Regions from separate parts of the Homo sapiens genome. Here region 2 is linked to region 1. The links are chromatin loops, found by intact Hi-C in ENCODE. Cell type or tissue: chondrocyte. All regions are shown on one strand. Each heading gives the region's core, and the rest is flanking DNA. Links, peaks and the distances in the headings are about the cores only.

What was found. A loop is a pair of places that touch in the nucleus more often than their neighbours do. Peaks named below come from ENCODE experiments on the same cell type or tissue, not always from the same donor. Only the 100,000 strongest peaks of a DNase experiment are listed, where the experiment ranks them.
Region 2: a loop joins it to region 1, with 2.9 times the contacts of the local background. A loop is called at or near these places in 5 of 110 quality-filtered maps.

What each region holds. Positions count from the first base shown.
Region 1 is chr17:13,597,026-13,605,025 of GRCh38, reverse strand. It overlaps HS3ST3A1 (heparan sulfate-glucosamine 3-sulfotransferase 3A1), which reads left to right and starts at 3,097. Exons shown (of 2, transcript NM_006042.3): 1 at 3,097-4,495. The coding sequence starts at 3,897. RefSeq lists a silencer at 2,380-2,674 and an enhancer at 3,523-4,143. In chondrocyte, for the core only: CTCF peaks have their summits at 2,633, 3,979, 6,899, 7,103 (motif pointing left) and 1 weaker place; DNase peaks (open chromatin) are centred at 2,554, 3,125, 3,915 and 4,446.
Region 2 is chr17:13,923,242-13,935,621 of GRCh38, reverse strand. No RefSeq gene overlaps it. Among named protein-coding and RNA genes, the nearest start is that of COX10-DT, 140 kb to the left of the region's middle. RefSeq lists an enhancer at 12,052-12,380. In chondrocyte, for the core only: no CTCF peak of the experiment used is centred there; no DNase peak of the experiment used is centred there.

The DNA of each region.
Region 1 (8,000 bases), core at 1-8,000:
CGCTCTTTGGTATTTTGGTAGGCATTTATTTCCCCATTAAAGAACCATAGTAATCAACAGCTCCAACTTGTTTCTATTCTAGTGTAAGCATCTAAGTGGATGAAAGAAGACATGTTCTAAAAGGCTATGTAGCGTGACTGTACCTAATTTTATGATGAGACTTTAATCACCCTTCTTGATTTTCGTCACGATTAAACATAATGCCACATACCTATCCCCTATTGTCTTATCAAGAACATTTCTTTCCCTGATTCCTTTCCTAAGAGGTGCCTTGGACAGGCTGTGTGTCACCACGAAAGCTTGCTGCCACTCTCAAGGGCCTCTTCTATGGACTTTTTCCCTCCTGGTTTTGGTAGCCCTTCCTTTCCCTCATTCTTTCAGACATAAGGGTAGTGACAGCGCCAGTGCTACTACCCTAGGGTTGTTGTCTTTTCTAGTCCTTTATAAACAGATCTTTTGTAAATAAACCCTCCGTGCATTATCCTAATTTGAATGTGCTGTCTGATTCCTGTTAAGACCCTGACAGATTCACCCCTCCCACCAAAACAACATCCCCATTTGTGCTGTCTTACTAGGGTAACCACCAGCCACCTAGGGGTATTGAGCATTTGAAATGCGGCTAGTCCCAACTGAGATGTGCAGAAGTGTAACATTCACACTGGATTCCAAAGACTTAGTATGAAAAGAAAGAACATACATGACTTCAATCATTTTTATATTGACTACATGTTACAGTCACATTTTTGGATGTATGGGACATATTATGAAAAGATAACTTTCTCTGCTTCTTTTTTAACCTTTTGTAAGGTGCTAATATTTACTAGAAATTAGCCTGGGCAACATGGCAAAACCCCATCTCTACAAAAAACAACAACAAAAAATTAGCTAGGTGTAGTGGCACATGCCTGTAGTCCCAGCTACTCAGGAGGCTAAGGTGGGAAGATCACTTGAGCCCGGGAGGCAGAGGTTGCAGTGAGCCAAGATTGTGCCATTGCACTCCAGCCTGGGTGACAGTAGACCCCATTTCAAAAAACACAGAAAAAAATTACTAGAAATTGAAAATTATCCATGCAGCTTTTATTTGTGGCTCACATTTTGCTTCTAAAGTGCAGAGCTGCCCTACATGTCATGCAAGTGATGGTGAGAACCATGTTTCCTACATCGAGCATCTTTAATACCCACGTAAAGGAAAGACCTGTGCTCAGAAAGTGAAAGACTAAACACATGCTATGATGTCATGTTGGAGCTAGAAGGGAACTTCGAGTCCATCATTTTCCAGTCCAGGAAACTGGGGCATGTTTATAAGCATTCACGGGACTGCATGCCTTCAAAACAACTTAAAAATGGTCTTTGTTTTGTTGTCTTCCTTCTGCAAATCTGACTGAAGTACTTAGGGAAAAAATGTGAAAACACAGGAAAGTTTAAGTTAGCATTAGATCTCAACTGGTTTGTCAATATCCAATTTTAGAACACAAAAGGACATTACAGCTTGGCAGGGCTTGTCCATCCTCGTAAACGCCCAGCGCTTTACGGCATCAGAATCTAAAAAGCTCTTCACTGGTTGTCGAATCAGTTGGGATTGGTAGTTCATAAACATAAAACCATAAACCATATCCAGCAGTGAGTATTTATCTAGCAGGGCACAAATTCATGGATCCATGCAAGCCCAGAGTTAGAACCACTAGGTGCCCCTTGGAAGCTGAAAAAGTGGAAGCTGACTTCCACTTCCGTGGTCAAATAGAGCACAGAAAGGCTGCGAAGTTCCTGCATGGGGACGCAGAAATGCCTGGTAAGTTTCCTGCACCGTGGACCTTGAGCCTGCGGTGGGCCCTTGTTAGCACCCGCAGAGGTCCCAGAAAGCTGCCTCCACAGCTTGCAGGGGCTGGTAAGAAGCTCCCAAGCTACCGCCCACATGGTGAGGCAACCTGTGGAGGCAAGGAAGCCAAAAAATAAGGAACAAATAGGATTAGAACAAAAAACCACCTCATGCAGCTTCCACGGGCCACCTCCCTCCATTAGACAGCAAGGCGGTTTGTATCCCTTCCTGACCTGCTCTCCGGGGAGCGCACGAAGAGGATATAGGGTCAGGGGAGGCAAGGGAAAGAGGAAACCGCAGTTTATGAAAGGACATTTAACCTCTTTGCGAGCGTGCATGCGCGCGCGCGCACACACACACACACACACACACACACACAAAAGTACAAACAACATTAAGGAAATACACACTACATTAAAAATTGGGCATAGGGACTTGGAATCGGAGTTGAATTTTTTTTAAATTTTAATTTTGCCTTTGATTTATGCATTGGTTTTTTTTTTTTTCGTAAGAGGTTGTTCCTTTCTAGGCCCTGGAGGACTGTATCATCTTATACAAATCCAAGGGAAAACAATCAAAATAAGAAAAGAAAAGAAAACAAACAAACAAAAAACAGACTGATACGAGAAAGAGCTTTGCTCCAAGACCCGCAGCAGACAGTTGAGTAGGTAGAAGTCCAAGCTGCTGCAGAGGAATTCGGTTTGCTCCAGACAAACGGGGGCGTGGCGTGCAGCGCAGTACTGGGAACTGCTGCAAACAAAACTTCCAAGGGGACGAGGAGTAGGTTCCAGGCGATGGAAAGCAGTGGGATGGGGAAGGATAGGGCAACAGTGCCAAGAGGGGAGCAGAGCGCGGGGAACCTGGAGAGGGAGGGTCAGGGCTGCGGAGGGCTGAGCTGCGGTGGAGAGCTCTGGGGCCCCTCACCAAGCTAGTGGCGTCTTGGGTGGAAGTCAGGCCCCCAGAGATCCGGCCGGCCTTAGCTGTCACTCAGGCAACCCCGGAGCCGCCGCAGACACCGGATCCACTGGAAGGGGGCGAAGCCGCGGGGAGGAATGGGGGACACTGGGGAAGGGGCGTCGCCCCTGCCGCCCCCGCCCTCTCCAGTGCCATTGGGCGGCTGCTGCGGAGCCCGCGCCACCTTTTCTCCATCCCACCCCGCCCGTCTGGCCCCGCCTGGCCGCTGGTCCGCGCCCCGCTGCGCTCGTCCGGGGGCTGGTCCGGCCCGGGCCTTTGACGTCACCAGCAAGTTTGCTGCCCTCGGCGTCCCACGTGTGGCGGCGGCCAGCGGCGGCCCAGGAGGCAGCCGGTGAGCGCCTGCGAGCAGAGTGGCGGGGGCCGCTGACAGGTCCCGCGCAGCCCAGCCCAGCCCAGCCACGCGGCTCACAGGTGGGGTCCAAGAGCAGTTTGGAGCAACCCGGCGCTACGGAGAGGGGTGGACGGCTCTGCACGGGCCTCCTGTCTCCCGCTCGGGCAGAGGGACTCGGGGGGACCTCGCTCCTTGGCTGAGAGAACCTGAACTCGGGCGGAGAGAACGCGCCCAGGCGGGCAAGGGGACCAGAGAAAGCCGGGGCTGGAAGTCACTGTCGCTCGCCACTGTCTGGAGCGCACGGAGCGCAGAGGCCCGGCAGCCGCGCGTGCCCTCACGGGGACCGAGCCAGTGATGCAGGATCGCTGAGCGGAGATCCGCGCCGAGAAGTCTCTCGGGGCCGGGGCTGAGACGCACGCCTTCGACACCGCTGCCAAGACCCCGATTCCGGCGACTCTTGCGGGGAACCGAGGGGCCAAGGCTGCCCCAAGCTCAGGACTTGGGCGAGTCTAAGACGATGGTTTCTTAAGCACGGACCCGCGTTCCCCTTCCCGCTCCCTCGACTGGAGGCAGGGATCCTGCGCGGGGCCCCCGGGATTCCGTTTCCCCGCGGAGCCCCGGCCGCTGCCTCCCGGGACAGTTCGCACGGCCACAGGGGCGCACGGCGATGTGGCCTCCGTCCAGCGCGCTGGCCCGCCGGGGGGATGCTCTGGCACCTGTCGGGGTCCAGGCCTAGCATGGCCGGCGCGTTGCCCGACGTCGCCTCCGGCTAGGATGGCCCCTCCGGGCCCGGCCAGTGCCCTCTCCACCTCGGCCGAGCCGCTGTCCCGCAGCATCTTCCGGAAGTTCTTGCTGATGCTCTGCTCCCTGCTCACGTCCCTTTACGTCTTCTACTGCCTGGCCGAGCGCTGCCAGACCCTGTCCGGCCCCGTCGTGGGGCTGTCCGGCGGCGGCGAGGAGGCGGGGGCCCCTGGTGGCGGCGTCCTGGCCGGAGGCCCGAGGGAGCTGGCGGTGTGGCCGGCGGCGGCACAGAGAAAGCGCCTCCTGCAACTGCCGCAGTGGCGGAGGCGCCGGCCGCCCGCGCCCCGCGACGACGGCGAGGAGGCGGCCTGGGAAGAAGAGTCCCCTGGCCTGTCAGGGGGTCCGGGCGGCTCCGGGGCCGGAAGCACCGTGGCCGAGGCCCCGCCGGGGACCCTGGCGCTGCTCCTGGACGAAGGCAGCAAGCAGCTGCCGCAGGCCATCATCATCGGAGTGAAGAAGGGCGGCACGCGGGCGCTGCTGGAGTTCCTGCGCGTGCACCCCGACGTGCGCGCCGTGGGCGCCGAGCCCCACTTCTTCGACCGCAGCTACGACAAGGGCCTCGCCTGGTACCGGTGAGCGGGGCGGGCCCGGGCTGGGGCTGAAGGATCCGGGGGTCCTGGGCTGGGAAAGACGTGGAGGAGCCCTCGGTGACCCCCAGTTCGCCCTCCTCCCCACTTCATGCAGAAGGCGAAGGGTCGTCAAGGGTCTTTCTTCCCTCTCCGCCTTCTCCTTCCTGGGAAGTGGATGTTGAAGGAGAGAGTGGGAGGGAAATTCTGGCCTTCATAATTTTCATCCTTGGGAATCCCTTGCCAGCAAATAGCCAGTCTGGTCTCTTTCTCCTGCTCTGCGAAAGTATTCATGTATTTAACTAAAGGAAAAAAAAAAAGTCTCTTCTAAATTAGAAACCTGTTCAACAATTAATAGATTGCCTTCTCCTTCCCAAGGAAGCCCGTTTTCATTCTTTATCTTTTGGAAAGTTCTTTGTGGTTAACACAGTCTTTACCATCAGGTATTTATTTACCTTGACCTTTTGCCAGATAGTTGTCCTAGGTGGGAAGTAATATAGAGACTTAGTAAAAGTGTCAAGAACCAGAGAATCTGGGTAGTTTGGAAAATATATGTCTGTCTGAGCAAGGGAAAGCAACCAGGCACTGTATTTTAAAGGACGCTTGGCAATAACTTTTGTTTGAGGGCAAGGAATGAGTTTTGTAAAGTGCTTTTGATATTTGCAGGGAAAAGTAACTTTTGTCTTTTGACTGACAGAAACTTTTCTAAAGATCTTCAATCCTCTTTACAAATAAGGTAGCCAATTAAAAGAAGAAGACAACAGAGAGAAAAATACATTGGCACAACTTTGCCAATACAGTTTAGGAAATAAGTCTGGCTTAGATCTTAATCTTAAATTTGCCAGTCTCTTCAAATTCAGACCACCTTTAATAATAAAATCAGCCAGATTCTAATAAAGCTAGTGTCGCCTGGATTTTGTTTGCCATAATATATTGGCTTTTTTTTTCTTTCTTCAAAGTACCAGTAAAAATTATGTTGCTAGAATTTTCCATTTTATAAAGTTTATCTTGTTCATAAAAGATGCATTCTCTTTGTTATTTTAACTGAAACAGTTACAAAAATTACAACATAATTTAGGTATTTTCAAAAAGCCCATTAAATTAATCATTCATCCCCAACACAGAAATGGATATGATTTGACAAGTTTATTTACTTGAGGGGCCAATTGCAGTCTCAGATTGATTTCAGGAGCCGAATTTACAGTCAATCCACTCAGAGAGAAAAGATTTGGCCCTAAAAATAGAATTTGAACATTAAACACTTTTAAAACAGTAACTTTCCATTTGTTGGAAAGAAAAAACAAACAACCTTCCCTTAATATAGATGATATATCATTTAAAATCATCAGCCACTTAAAATATCCCCTTGTGTTTCTGTCATTTATGTTGTATCCTCTGGGAAGTTCTTATAAAAATGACCTGTTGAATCTGGAAACAACAGGTCCTTCTTTTTAGCACAAAGGCAGCTCTGTTTTTTCCATCAAGGACACGAGAAAGAAGTGATTAAAGACCCCTAAAACTCTTATCTATAGCAGTTTGCATTGAATTCGGCCTCGTACTGTGCTGTAAGCGAACACATTTCAAGCTGACTGTCTGAAACATCTAACACTATGTTGGGCTCTGAGGTGCTATTAAATATGGTGAAATATTTAGTACTAAAACCCTTTATTTTCCTTTTGCCATATAAACTTTATTTCCACAAAGTAGGATTGTTTCTTCTTATTCCAGAAATGAGTATTTGAGGGCACGGTGTATCTGCAGACCTGGATCTTATTTTCCATGGACCTTTCTGAGCTCCTGTAAGGGGAGGAAGGTTTCAAGGTAACTAGAAACACAAGTAGTTTTTTAAAAAAAAGAAAGAAAGAAAAAAAAAGAGTCATAAACTTGTAGGCCACTCTTTCCTTTGGAAACTGAATGCATGCTATAAAGTAAATCTCTTCTTGGATTGTTTACTGCAGCAGAAGAGTTTTGTAAAGCAATTTATGGTGGTCACAAAAATAACTGCACAGTAGACTTCACGGTTTGCTGAATTTAATTTTCTAAGTGTTGGAGCAATGTCTTTGTTTTCCCATTTGCAGTGGTTTTTTATTGGATGCATAAATTTACGTTTAACTCAATTACATAGGAAACTTATTTTAAAAAAATCCAACCTATGGAGCCTGGATTATGTGATTATTTAATGAAATTTCCCCACAGTTCTCTTTCATCTTGGCTCTGAACTTGGAGTTTGATGTTTGTGAGCAAGACTGAAGGCTCGTCTATGAAAAAAAAATCTCCCACCCAGAATGCCACTTAAATATTAAGTGCATTTTAGCTACTTATATTTAGCTAATAGTTTAGAACAGGGGATTCAGTTAGACCTGCATGAGTCAGCCCAAACTTTGCAATACAGGATTTGTACCACACACTTATGACCACACTATCACAGACACACACACGAACAGAAATAAATTCCAGATATTTGCACCCAGCAGTGAATTATGGAAGAGAAAAACCTATATAATTATTTTTAGGTGTACATTGACACGGGAGAATCCTAAAAGGTCTAGCCTTTTTTTGCCCAGTGAAATCACTCAGTTAGCCATGATAGTTTGTGGTGGCAGTGCCACCTACTGTCCTCACAAAGGGACAAATCTGCTGCAATTAGCAAGTTTGAAGAAAGTGTCTTGGAGAATGAGTTTGTCAGTTAGAAATACCTGTTGCTGAACTTTTTCAGTCAATTACTCTCACTGGGAAGAAAATAAAATACTTTATGAAGTTTTTTCCAAGAGTGAAGTAATAAACACTTCCTTCATTTGAGCACATTTGTAGTAAAGATAAAGAAAATATTTATTATTCAAAATCTCTAGAAAGAAAATTATTCTCACTAATTTAAATGTCCTAATAGACTTTCTCTAAAATAAATAAAACAAAGGCAAATTTTTATATGCTGAGAAACTCGACCCTGGTGGAGTTTAAAAAAAAACACTCCTCATTACTTAATTTAGCAGACATGATATCACTAAAACAAATGTCTGTGGCTTGCATGTCACGGTAAAGCAGTCCCTTGCAATGAATAGTGTCCATTTCTCTTGTATGTATGGTGGCTTCATAAAGGAAAGGAAAAAGTTTCCTTAGCTTCAAAACATTGAGATCTTTGCTGGAAGTCAGGACCGAATACCTCTACTGTAGTTCAAGAGCAGGCGAGCTTAGAATTTAATAAGGAGGCTCTCTTCTGCTTGTTTCTGTCTGTACCAACTAAAAGGTATGTCTCTTTTTTCTTGTAAGCTAAAAGATACTTATTAATAAAGTAGTTAAATATGTGTGTACACATACACATACATATGTATGTATATAAATGTTTAGATTCAATAATATTTCAGTCTATTATTTTGGTACAAGATAGGAAATATTTATTATCCAGTCTCTTACACTAGCATGTCTATTTCTTATATTTCAGTTTCTTTTCTTTAGCCAAATCTGGACAATTTCAGCAGAGAAGGACATCACTAGAATCATTTTATTCTAGAGC
Region 2 (12,380 bases), core at 1-8,000, 330 kb before region 1:
ATGGGGTTTCATGTGCCTTGCTCTACTATATACTTTCTGTAACATGCCTGAAAAACTGCAGAAGAGCAGAGAGAGGAAGAAAATAATAGGGAAAGATCTCCACCCCTTTGGACCCACTACTCCTCTGATAAGAAAGAAAGGTTCAGAATTTTAGGCTTCCATGGGTCCTCTCTTCCATTACTGTTGCTACCACTACAGGCACTGGGGACTGGGATGAGGAGAATTAAAAAAATCAGAAATTAATGAACAAAAAATTTAAAAATGGGAGATTTTCCCCCACTCTCCCTGAATATTAGGATACTTCATTCCTGCTTCTTGATACAGAACTAGAGGGATTCTCCTAGAGCTCTCTCTGTCTGCATGGATCCCTGTTGGTTTCAAGCTTCCTTGATTCCATATTGGAGATACCATAAGAGAAAAGATGGTAAATCCGTTCACATTCCCAGTTCAATGGCACATCACACTCTAATCCTTTTTCCTAGTTTACCTGCTACTAGTTATTTTTCACAGGCTCTGAATAACTACTTCATGCATTTGGTTCGGGACTTACAGCTGCACATAGTGAGAAAGTCAGTGTGACAGTGCTTGGTCCATATTTCCTGAAACTGGAGCCATCTCTAGATTTTAATCACCAGCGAGCCCCTTTCCTCCACCAGTTACAACTCTTAAGTTGAGCATAATTTGCAGTTCATTCCACCTGTAATATATTATCACAAAAATGCAGTGGGGGGCTAGAGGCTGCATTGAGGAGTAAGATAAATTTCAGATGCAAAGCAGACAATTGTCATGAACTTCTCGTAACTGAGGGGTTATATATAGGGTATAGGAAGGTAGAAATTATTCGCTACATATAAGATAGCTTTGTTAGGAATTAACTCATCCTCCCCCGTTGTTTTTTCTCAGGATGCTTCATTTAGAACAGTCTTAATGTTCATTTTGACCATCATTTATGTACATAAAGTTGTCACGTATTTGAGATACTTGTTGGGAGAATTTGGGGAGTATTGCATCCTGATTCCATTCAGGACCCAGTTCTTCTGGGAATAACCCTGATTTTTATTTTACTTTTTCTTTCCTTTTCTGTTTTTCACTATCACTTTTTCAGATACCCGGCACATTTATTCTCTTCCTTATTTTATGGACAGAAAAATAAAGGCCAAAGATTCACTCGGTTCTCTCAGAAAATTATTCACAAAGCCAGGTTCTGTCCAGTGATTTTTATCATATTACTTGGAGAGAAGTGGTGGCAGATGCTGAAAATTTTGGCTTCTTATTTCCATTGAGATAACATCCCAAACTTATCCTAACCATCCATTCATCCAAAGTAGGGATAGGTGGGATAGGAGTTGGTGGGATATTGAAACCAACAGACTGGTGCAGAACAGACTCAATGAAACTGGCAGAGACTGGTGCAGAAGGGACCCAATGAACCTAAGAGCCAAGGATTTCCATCCCGGAGAGATTCTGTTTAATTTAATAAAAAGCCAAGTTAAAATAGATAATCGGGCAAACATTCGATCTGGTTATTTCTGGCCCTGCCTCTGGCTTACCCTGTCTCTATGGTTTAGTGTGTGCATGTGTGTCTGAGTGTGTCATAAACCCTTGAAATAGGTTGCAAACAAGCTTATTACAAAGCAGGCTCCTATCTCCACTTCTACCTTTTGCTATTCCCCACCCAACTCCCCTCCCAACACATTCTATACTCTAACCTTTCTGAGCTACTTGCATTTCCCCAGATGGGCTGTGTGTTCCAGTTTTTTTCCGCAATCTTTTGCACATGCTGTTCATGCTGTTTACTCTCCTGTCCCTCCTTCACCTGGCTAACTCTAAACATTGCTCAATTCCTCAAATATTTTCATACCCTCTGGAAATCATTCCCTGGCACTTCGCACCTATCTCAACAAGAGTTACATTTAATAAACAGAATTGACTAGCTCATAAAGAGGAAGTCCATCATAGGACAGCCGTCAGTGTTGTTTGAAGCATTCTGAACATTCTTCTCTCATCACATGGAATGGCAGTTTTTAGTAACTTAACATGACTCTGTTTTAACTTGAAATTATATCACAGGCTTCCAGTCCCTTATATTAAGAAGCAGATATGGGCCGAGTGCAGTGGCTCACACCTGTAATCCAAGCACTTTGGGAGGCCGAGGTGGGCAGATCACCTGTGGTCAGGAGTTCGAGACCAGCCTGGCTAACCTGGTGAAACCCCGTTTCTACTAAAAATAGAAAAAAATTAGCTGGGTGTGATGACACGTGCCTGTAATCCCAGCTACTCGGGAGGCTGAGGCAGGAGAATCACTTGAACCTGGGAGGCAGAGGTTGCAATGAGCAGAGATTGTGCCATTGCACTCCAGCTTGGGCAACGAGATTGAACCTCCATCTCAAAAAAAGAAAAAAAGAAGCAGATATTATCTTTATCTTTCCTGTGCAGAGTGACTTACTATACATGTTGAAGTGCTCTGATGGAAGGAACAGAAACCTCTGAAAGGAAGCCGTCAAAGTAGGAACTGCCAACAAAAATGTGTTATATGAGTCTACACTGTAAGTTTATAAATCTTTTCTGCATATAGTTATTGCATTGAATCCTGATAACAGCCTCCAAAAGAGGCATATCATCATTTTACAGGTGATGAAATGGGGAGTGATTGAGGATTGGGGCCTAATAAAAAGCACCTGTCTGGAAGCCATGGCACCTGATGTTTCTGAGGTGTCACAGGAATAGAGTAGAATCACGAAAAGAGAGAGAACCTCCTCGCATCCGGCAGCACACCTAACGTTCATTGGCACAGTGGCCTCATCAGCACCTCTGACGTGATCTAACTATCCCTGTCTTCTTGTTTCCTTCAAGTCCTTCTGGAATCTCCTTTCTAAGATGGGAGTAAAGATACAAAGGAAATTGTTTGAAAGGAGTTAATTGTCTTTGCTTCTGATTACCTTCAATGGGTTTTTTTCAAGGGCAATGGGTTAATTATCAAGACACTAACCACATGCTACATTCCCTGGGTGAAAGACACTTTCCTTTTAACATGATTACACTGTGTTAATGATACTGATCATTCCTAGGATACTGCTAAAATAATTGTCTATGAGCAGGTTGCTCTACAGAAATATTCATGGAGCTTAGAGCATTAAACCTCCCAATTGCATATTAAAGAAAATTTTTCAAACCATAAAATTACTTAGCAAGAAAAAAATACATTAATTTAAAAATCTATACTTAGCCAGCCCAAAACTACACTAGAAATGTTCCAGAAGTGGCAATTTAAAGAGGTAGAAAATACCACACTTCTCTATGTGCCTCCAGTACCAAATAAAACTGTTTCTATTTACTCTGCAGGGTGGACTGGTGCTTTGTAAAGTTTGGTTTCTTAACAGCAGTAAAGGGAGTTCTAATTTGGCTTTAGGTCAACATGCACAAGATTCAGTTTGCCAGAAGCGGCTACTCAGTGACTCAAGACTCTAAACACATGAGGATCTGAGACCCCCACACTAAAAATTTGGAATAAAGACAGCAGGTTCTAAACTCTGACTTCAAGTCAAGTGCTAATAGTTAATAATGAGAACGACTCAGGCAAATTCACTTTTCCCAATACATTTAAGGAAGTGGTTCTCACACTTGAGCTTGCGTAAGAATCCCCTGGAGGGCTTATTAAAACACAGATGGCTGGGCCCCACCCCAGGCTGTCTGATTCACTAGAGCTGGGGCGTAGCTCAGGCATTTGCATTTCTAACAAGTTCCAAGGTGTTGCTGATGCTGCTGGTGTCAGAGCAACATGATGAAAACTACTGATTTGTTTAATGAAGACAGTTGATGCCAAGGACATAGTCATGATTATTTACCCCAAAGAGTTTGTTTACTCCTTCATCTGGTGGTCTCCTTATCCCCCAATGGGCAGATTTCCCACTTCATTTACTTCATTTTGTGCTCCATTTTAGCCTTTTTTTTTTTTTTAAACCATTGTCTACCATATTGGCTGTATTATTGTCAGTATTCAATTAGGGTCTTTTGGACTGTAACAACAGAAAAGAGAACTCAAACTGGTTTAGAAAGTTATTAAATGGATTTATGTCTAATAAACAGAATTTACTAGCTCATAAAGAGAAAGTCCAGGATAGGGTAGCCTTCAGTGCTGTTTGATGATGTCATCAAGGACCCATGTGATTCACTTCTGTTTTTTTGCTCTGCAAGCCACAGTTTTGGCTTCACTTTAAGACTGGTTCCGCTTGTGGTTTTAGGACAGCTGCTGGTAGCAATCAAGTTTACAAGTTGCTTGCTTACAACCCTTGGAAAAGTAACTTCCTGGGGCTTTCTTCAGAATAAAGAGAAGTTTTCCAAAGCCTCTGACAGGCCTCTCATTATGTCTCATTGTCTAGAAGTAGGTCACATGCTCAAGGCCAAACCAACCACTGACCAGGAGGAGTGGTTTAGCTTTAGCCCAGTCAGGCCTACCCCTGGATTTCAGAGTGGCGTCAAATTCTCCTGCGTCCTGTGATATGCATGATACAGACCTAAATGAAACTGGCATTCTCTTGGGAAGGAAGAGTGGAGAATGGGTGCTGGATTGCAACTAACGGCATCTACTACACTTTCCAGGTAGTTATAAAAGTAGATAGTTTTAGAAAATTTAAAAGCCATAGGAAAGAAAATATTTTGTATATTTACAAGGTATGAGGTTTTCCAGGGTGAGATTTAGCAAAGTTCATAGAACAATGGAACTCAATTCTGCCACTAGTAAGTAAGTTGCAGAGTTTAGTTTCAAATACAGGTGTATTTGAGTAAAGGCTTAAGCCTCCTCTTTAAACTTCCATTGCCTCATCTTTAAAATGGTGATAATACATAGTTTTTAGGGCTGTCAGGACTGGAAAGAATGAGTGCAGGGGAACTGGCACGTAACATGGGATCAGTTGATTGTAACCATCACTGTTTGTAATAACGGTGTATGTGTGTGTGTGTGTGTGTGTGTGTGTGTGTGTTGAGAGCTAGTACAGCAATTGACAATGTTTGGATGATCTCCATTTAGGGGAACAGCAAAGATCTGGTTTATTTAAACTGTTAAGCTTGGTATCAATCCTTGGCAAAATTCTGTATCTGGCTATATAACAATGGAAAATTAAAGAATTCAGCAATGGTCAGACAATGACAAGCATCCCCTAAGAAGGGATCATACAAACAGACTTCGTTTCCTTTTTGGATACCAAGTTGGTCTATATGGAGGCCATGTTCCCCAGAGTATGGTGTGTACACTATTAGAAGCATGTGGCTGTTCATTGATGTCACTCACTGAAATTGAGTGAGCTACTGAATTGAGCTGCTATTGGGATTAAATATACCACTGAAAATTCTAATTGTCAATGACCAAAAGATTGATCCTTTGGACACCTGAATCCTTTTTAAAGAAAGGGATTTTAGAGATCTCTTATTCTTAACAATAAAGAAAGGGATTTTAGAGATCTCTTATTCTTAACAATTGGTGGGAAGATCAAATTAAAAGAAGGAGCTATAATAGTGTCATGGCTACCCTTAAAAATTATCTTGACTAAGTCAAAGATCAAAAATCTGACCTAAAACAGTTACACTCAAACTGCCCACTTTGAACTCCATTCAGGATTAACATGGAGGCTAGTCCATTTTGTAGTTTGGTGGTTAAAATTCCCATCATGGCTTGGGTTGTCTTCCTAATGAGGAATCGGTCCCTTTTGGTTTGATATTTCTGTTGACTTGAAATATCAGCTGTTTCTCTCAGCTAAAATCTGGTAATAAATTACTTGAAAAAATTTTTAAAAAGAGTCCTACTGTTAGAAGTCAGCTTAATTAAAAGCTGATAGATTTATATAAAATATAAATATATATATTTACATATAAACACATACCTATACACATGCACATTTACATATAAAATATATATACATATACATATATAAATAAATATATATACTATATATAAATATATATATACACACATACATATATAAAATTTAAGTCCTTTCTGCTTTTTCTTTTTAGATCCTGTTTTGGAAACATTTTAGTGGACTAAAACATCTTTTTCAAAAAAAGAACACATGTGCTTAATGCCTCTGTTCATTTCCTTTCTTAAAAATTGTTCTCCCATTTTACTTTTACTCTTCCTACTTCTTCTTCCTCTTTGCCATATTCAGTATTGTTTGAAAAGATCTAGAGAAGACTCAGACCCCTTTAGGAACCCGGAAAAATGTATTACTCACCCCTTTTGTGGAGGTCTTCCATTTTCCTTGTGAAGATTCAAGAGTGATGGTCTTCTTGGGTCTAAAGCTCTGCCCTCTTTTGAATTGTTACCTAATCTCTTTGGCTTTTGTGGGGGGTGCCAGAAATTACATTATATTGTGAGAAAACTAGACTTTGGTGTGTGTAATGGTTGGGTAAGAGATACAGTTTTAGAGGTGGCTGATGGAAGTTGTTTATGGTAAATGGTCATTACTACAGAGGGCTACTTGCTTCTTGCACATTTGGGTTAAAAAAAATGTGGTTTAGGGCCTGGTGCAGTGGTTCATGCCTGTAATCCCAGCATTTTGGGAGGCCTGAGTGGGCGGATCACCTGAGGTCAGGAGTTCGAGACCAGCCTGGCCAACATGGTGAATGTCAGGCCTCTGAGCCCAAGCTAAGCCATCATAACCCCTGTGACCTGCCCGTATACATCCAGATAGCCTGAAGCAACTGAAGAATCAAAAAAGAAGTGAAACAACCAGTTCTTGCCTTAACTGATGACATTCCACCATTGTGATTTGTTCCTGCCTCACCCTAACTAGTCAATCGACCTTGTGTATCCCTCCCCTGGACAATGAGTCTCATGATCTCCCCACTGTGCACCTTGTGACCCTGTCCCTGCCTGCAAGAGATAACCACCTTTAACTGTAATGTTCCACTGCCTACCCTAATCCTATAAAACTGCCCCACCCTTATCTCCCTTTGCCCACTCCTTTTTCAGATTCAGCCCACTTGCACCCAAGTGAATAAACAGCCTCGTTGCTCACACAAAGCCTGTTTGGTGGTTTCTTCACACGGACGCGCGTAACAGTGAAACCCCATCTCTACTATAAATACAAAAAATAGCCAGGTGTGGTGGCTACTTGGGAAGCTGAGGCAGGAGAATCACTTGAACCTGGGAGGTGGAGGTTGCAATGAGCCGAGATTGCACCACTGCACTCCAGCCTGGGCGACAGAGTAAGACTTTGTCTCCATCTCAAACAAACAAACAAAAAAGTGCAGTTTAGGCCCTAAGAACTGCATGCTTTCTTTTCCCTATTCACTAAAGGGCTCCACCCAAAAGCCAGTAATCTAATAGAGAAGGAAGCCAAGCAAAAAAGCCAGGATTGCTCTGGAGGTACTTAGGGAGTCTAAAGTGAGGGATTATCTCATTGATTAGTACTTTTATCATCTCAGGGGCTTTCTCTGTCTGACATGAAATTGCTTCTACCTGGTTAGTGAAAATATCTATCCACACTAGGAGGACTGGATGCCTCTTGCCTTTGGCATATGAGTGAGATCCATTTGCCACTCTTTTTCTTAGTGGCCTACTGTCCTTTGGGTTCCTGGAGGAAGAAGCTGTCAATTGAGGGGATTATTTTTCAGGCAGTTCTCACAAGCAGTAACAACTCGTTTAACCATTTGTATTAGGCTTTTACCTGAGAACAATCTCTGGGCCAGTTGATAGGTTTTATCCTTACCTAGGTGGATGGCCTGGTGAAGGCTTTAAAAAATTTTCCACTGGTTGGCAGCAGGTAGATGAAGTTTACCGTGCTCTGATTGTAGCCATCCTGAGGACTGAAGGATGTATCCCTGAGAGGTGGCCCGTTCTATTTTTGCGGGAGAGTATTGCAGTTTTATTTCTCTGATGAGGCCCTCCCAGACCAATGGGACTTCAAGTGGGTCAGAGACCTGGGGACCCCCTGGCTGCTGTTTTAGCTGCTTAGTTTGCCAGCCCATTTCCCTCAGCTATTTCATCCATCCCTCTTTGGTGGCCTTTACAATGTATCACTGCCACTTCCCATGAGAGGAAGACTGAGGATAATAGGCTGTTAATTTCCTGATGGTATTCAATAGGAGACCCATTAGCTGTGAAGAAGTTCCTCTCTTTCCAGATAGTGGCATGGGTGTCAAGGACTAGGAAAGCATATTTAGAATCAGTAGATATGTTAACTGTCTTTTCTTTGCTTAGCTTAAGTGCCCTCTTGAGGGTGATTAGTTCGGCTGGTTGTGCCTGAGGAAAGAAGTGCATTCTCAATAATATCGTTTAGAGTAACTATTGCGTAGCCTGCTTTGTGGGTTCCTTGTTCTACAAAAGAACTCCCATCTGTAAAGACAATCTAGTCTGGGTTCTCTAAGAGAGTTTCCTTGAGGTCCTCTCTTGCTGCTCAAGTTTGTGCTACTATTTGTTTGCCGTCATGCTCAAGTTTCCCAGCTTCATCTGGGAGGAAGATGACTGGATTTAGGGAGGGACAGTTTCTTAATTGGACCGTAGATCCTTCTAACAATAGAGCTTGATGCTTGAGGAGACAGTTGTCTATTAGTCTTCTAGGAGACTATTGTCTCTCAGAAGACAGTAGTCCTGCCACATTGTGCAGGGTATAAACAGTTAAGTTATTCCCCATGGTCAACTTAGTAGCCAATGGTATCAGCAAGGCTTCTGCTGCGATTGCCTGGAGGCAGGCCAGCCATCCTCTGGCTACCAAAATGTGCACCTTACTTAGGTAGCCTACAGGCTGCTGGGCTGGACTCCAGGTCTGTGTTAGGACTCCCAGTGCCATTCCCTTTCTCTCTGTTACACAAAGATTAAACGTTTTCCCTGTGGGGAGACTGAGGGCTGGTGCCTTAAGCAAGGCTTGTTTTAGTTGATCGATGGCCTTTTTAGCCTCCAGCTCCCAAGTTAGACAGTGAGTTTTAGCTGCCTGAGTCTCCTTTATTAGATGATAATAATGAAATAGCTGAGCTATTTCACTGTGCCCAGGTATCAGTAGTCTGCAGATTCCTGTAATGCTCAAGAATCCCTTCAGTTGCTTGAGGGTTCTGGGGAGGGGAAAGGAGGAGATGGGTTTAATTCTCTCTTTGCCTAATGTTGTGGTCCCCTCTGACAAGACCAGGCCTAGTTACTTCACTCAAGACAGACAGAGTTGAGTTTTGGTTTTGAAACCTTATATTCTCTGTTAGCTAGAAAATTAAGGAGAGGCTTACTGCCCTCCTGAGAGATTTCCTCAGTTGGAGCACGGAAGAGAAGTTCATTACCTATTTCAAGACCTTCACCTAAGGATAAAGGAACTCAGAGAGGTCGCTCAATAATGCCTGCCCAAACAAGTGGAAGCTGTCTTGGAATCCTTGAGGTAACACCGTTCAGGTTAATTGGGTGGTTTGGTTAGAGGGATCCTCAAATGCAAACAAATACTGGGAGTCAGGGTGTAATGGTATGCAGAAGAAGGCATGCCTTTAGGTCCAAGACTGTGAGCCATTTAGTCCCCTCAGGCATTTGGGCTAGCAGGGTATATAGATTGGGAACCACCAGGTGCATTGGAACCACAGTCTCATTAATGAGGCAGAGGTCCTGAACTAGCGTCCATTCCATGTTGGGTTTTCATACCCCTAATATCAGGGTATTACAAGGGCTGTTGCAGGGTTTGAGGAGGCCCTGCATCTTTAAGTCGTATATCATGGCTTCTAGCACTTTCCTGACCTCTGGTTTCAGGGGATATTGTTTCTGGTTAGGAAAGGAGGTGAGATCCTTAAGATGGACCCGGACTAGTATGGCTGTCCAATTTTCCCTCAAGTTGCCCAAACTTCTGGGTTAATATCAGCCTCCATTAGGGGGAGACAAAGAGTTTGCCCAGGGGACATCAGAATGGTGTTCCCCGTACGGGCCAGGATATCCTTGCCCAACAGAGGAGTTGGGCTTTAAAGCATAATTAGAAAAGCATGAGTGAACAAAAGGTCTCCCCAGCTACAACTAAGGGGTTGAGAGAAATATTGGGTTAGACGCCTTCCTGAGCTGCCCCTCATGGTCATGCTGAGATAAAAAGGGAGCCCAGATTGGAGAGAATTGAGAGACTGGCTCTAGTGTCCAAGAGGAGGTCCTTTTTCCTCCCTTCAATTTCCAGAATTACCCAAGGCCCCTGGATGGTAATGGTTGTGTAGGCCACTGGAGCCGGGAAGAGGAGTGCCGGGACCCAGAAGTCATGCTGCTGGACCATTTGGGAGATTGGTTCTAGACCCAGTAACCAGCATCCCTGGGGAGAGTCCACTCTCCAGTGGTCTCCATTGCAGATTGGACAGGGTCGGGGTGGCTTCCTCATGCCAGCTGGGCAATCCATTTTGAAATCTGTAGCAGTTAACAGGTGCACCCTGGGAATTCTGGGGTTTGTGGGCTTGCCTGGCAGCCATTAAAGCCTCCATTTCCTGTATTTCCTCTCTCTTTCCTGGGCCTCCCTGTCTCTATTATAAAAGACTGAGGTGGCTACTTTCAGGAGGTTCTTTAAAATACTGTCTGGCCCCAGGGCCTGTTTTTGTAACTTCGTCCTGATATCAGGGGCTGCCTGAGTAATACATTTATTCTTCAGGATTAGTTGTCCCTCAGACGAATCAGGAGACAGAAAGGTGTGCTTTACCCAGGCCTCGCTTAGCCTTTCCAAGAAAGCAGTGGGGTTTTCATTGAATCCCTGGTTGATCATGGACAACTTAGTATAATGGAGAGGCCCGGTCCTAGTTCTACATAAGCCTTCCATTACACGCACCTGAAAGTGTCTCCTCTTCCAGTTTTCCATTTCATTGTTGGGATTTCATTTAGGGTCATCCACGGGTACTGCTTCTCTTCCAGTTGGATAATGTTCGCCCCCTTCTCTGATGCCATATGTGATACAAAGCGCATCCCCAAATCTCTCTGCTGCTTGCAGAATGGCCTGCTTTTCAGTATCCATCAGGGTTTGATTCAGAAGTAACATAACGTCTCTCCAGGAGAGTTCAAATATTTGAGTGAAATTCTGGAAAGTCTGTATATATCTATTAGAGTCATCTGAAAACTTGCCAAGATCCAACTTAATTTGCTTTAAGTTTTGTAGGAGAAGGGGACCTGGACCTTACTGGGCCCAAATACACTGGGCATCTGTTGGAGGGGCAAGAGGGAGACTGGGGCTTATTTAGGGTAAGGATTTCTAGGAGGGGGCAAGTAAGAGGCAGAAGCTGGATAGGGAGGTTGAGGTGGATCCAGAGGAGCAGGGCTTGAGAGAGCTGGCTCCTCTGCTGGGAGTGCCTCTGGGATTTGTATCTTTAATTCCCCGGGCTTGCCCCTTGCAGCCTTCCCTGAGACGGCAAACAGGAGGGCTGGATCAATCCTACACTGTTCGCAAAGGCCTGGATTGCCTTGCAAGGTATAGAAAGTCTGCACATATGGGGCCTCAGATCATCTGTCCTCATGTCTACAGAAAAGTTCCAACTGCCAGATGGAGTTGAAATGAATGGTTCCTTCCTGGGGCCAACCCAGTCCTTCATAATTTGGCCAAACCTTTGTACAGAGGGCTATGAGGCATTTTTTCCTCCAGATTCTGAGGTTAAAGCAGTGCCAGTGGTTCCGAATACACTCCAGAGGAGTATAAGCTGGGTATGGTGAAGCGATCTGGTTGTCCATTCTGAAAGACAGGGAATAGAGGTCTCCCTCATTCCCTTCCTTCTTTCAGTGAAAACTCAGAGTGTGATGGAGCGAGAAAACAAGCATTCCCCCTTTCCCTTCCACTTATTTTATCCTCGAGCCCGGCAACCTTGGCACGTGCTGCCCATAGATACCAATGTGGTGTGTACCCATGAAGCAGGGAAGACCTAGAGAACAGGAATTAACCACCCTCCCCTATGCCTCCCTTTCTCCCTGCTGTCGACAACCTTTGAGTTCCCTGGGCCTGTTTAGCCCACGGAGCATGGCCTCCTTCCATGGGGTGGGGGGTTCAGTCGGCAGGAATTGGTCCTGGCCATTTACATCATGCCTGTTGCCTGGCTTTGGATCCCTGACCTGGTTTTTCTTTTTAGGGCCTCAGCCTGAAGCTTGGAATTGAGTTTAGGACTGAAAAGGTATTTCAGAGGCTGTTTTGTATCCGTTTAGAGTGTCTCAAATGAGCCCTGCTGAATTTGCAGTTATCAGCCAGCCTGGGCTATTCCCCCATTAACTTCCCTATCAGAAACAGTGCTGGGAAGGGCGAGCCCTCTCACTTAGAAAAGGAAAAAAAGAAAGAAAAAAAAAAGAAAAATAGAAAAACAGGTTCAGGGGCAAAAGGGGAGGTCCTGGGGGAAGAGCCCCTGGCTCAGGGCAAGTGGGTTCCATTAATCCTTGTATTCTTCCCCCAGATCAGACTGGGTTGAATTCCTTGGCC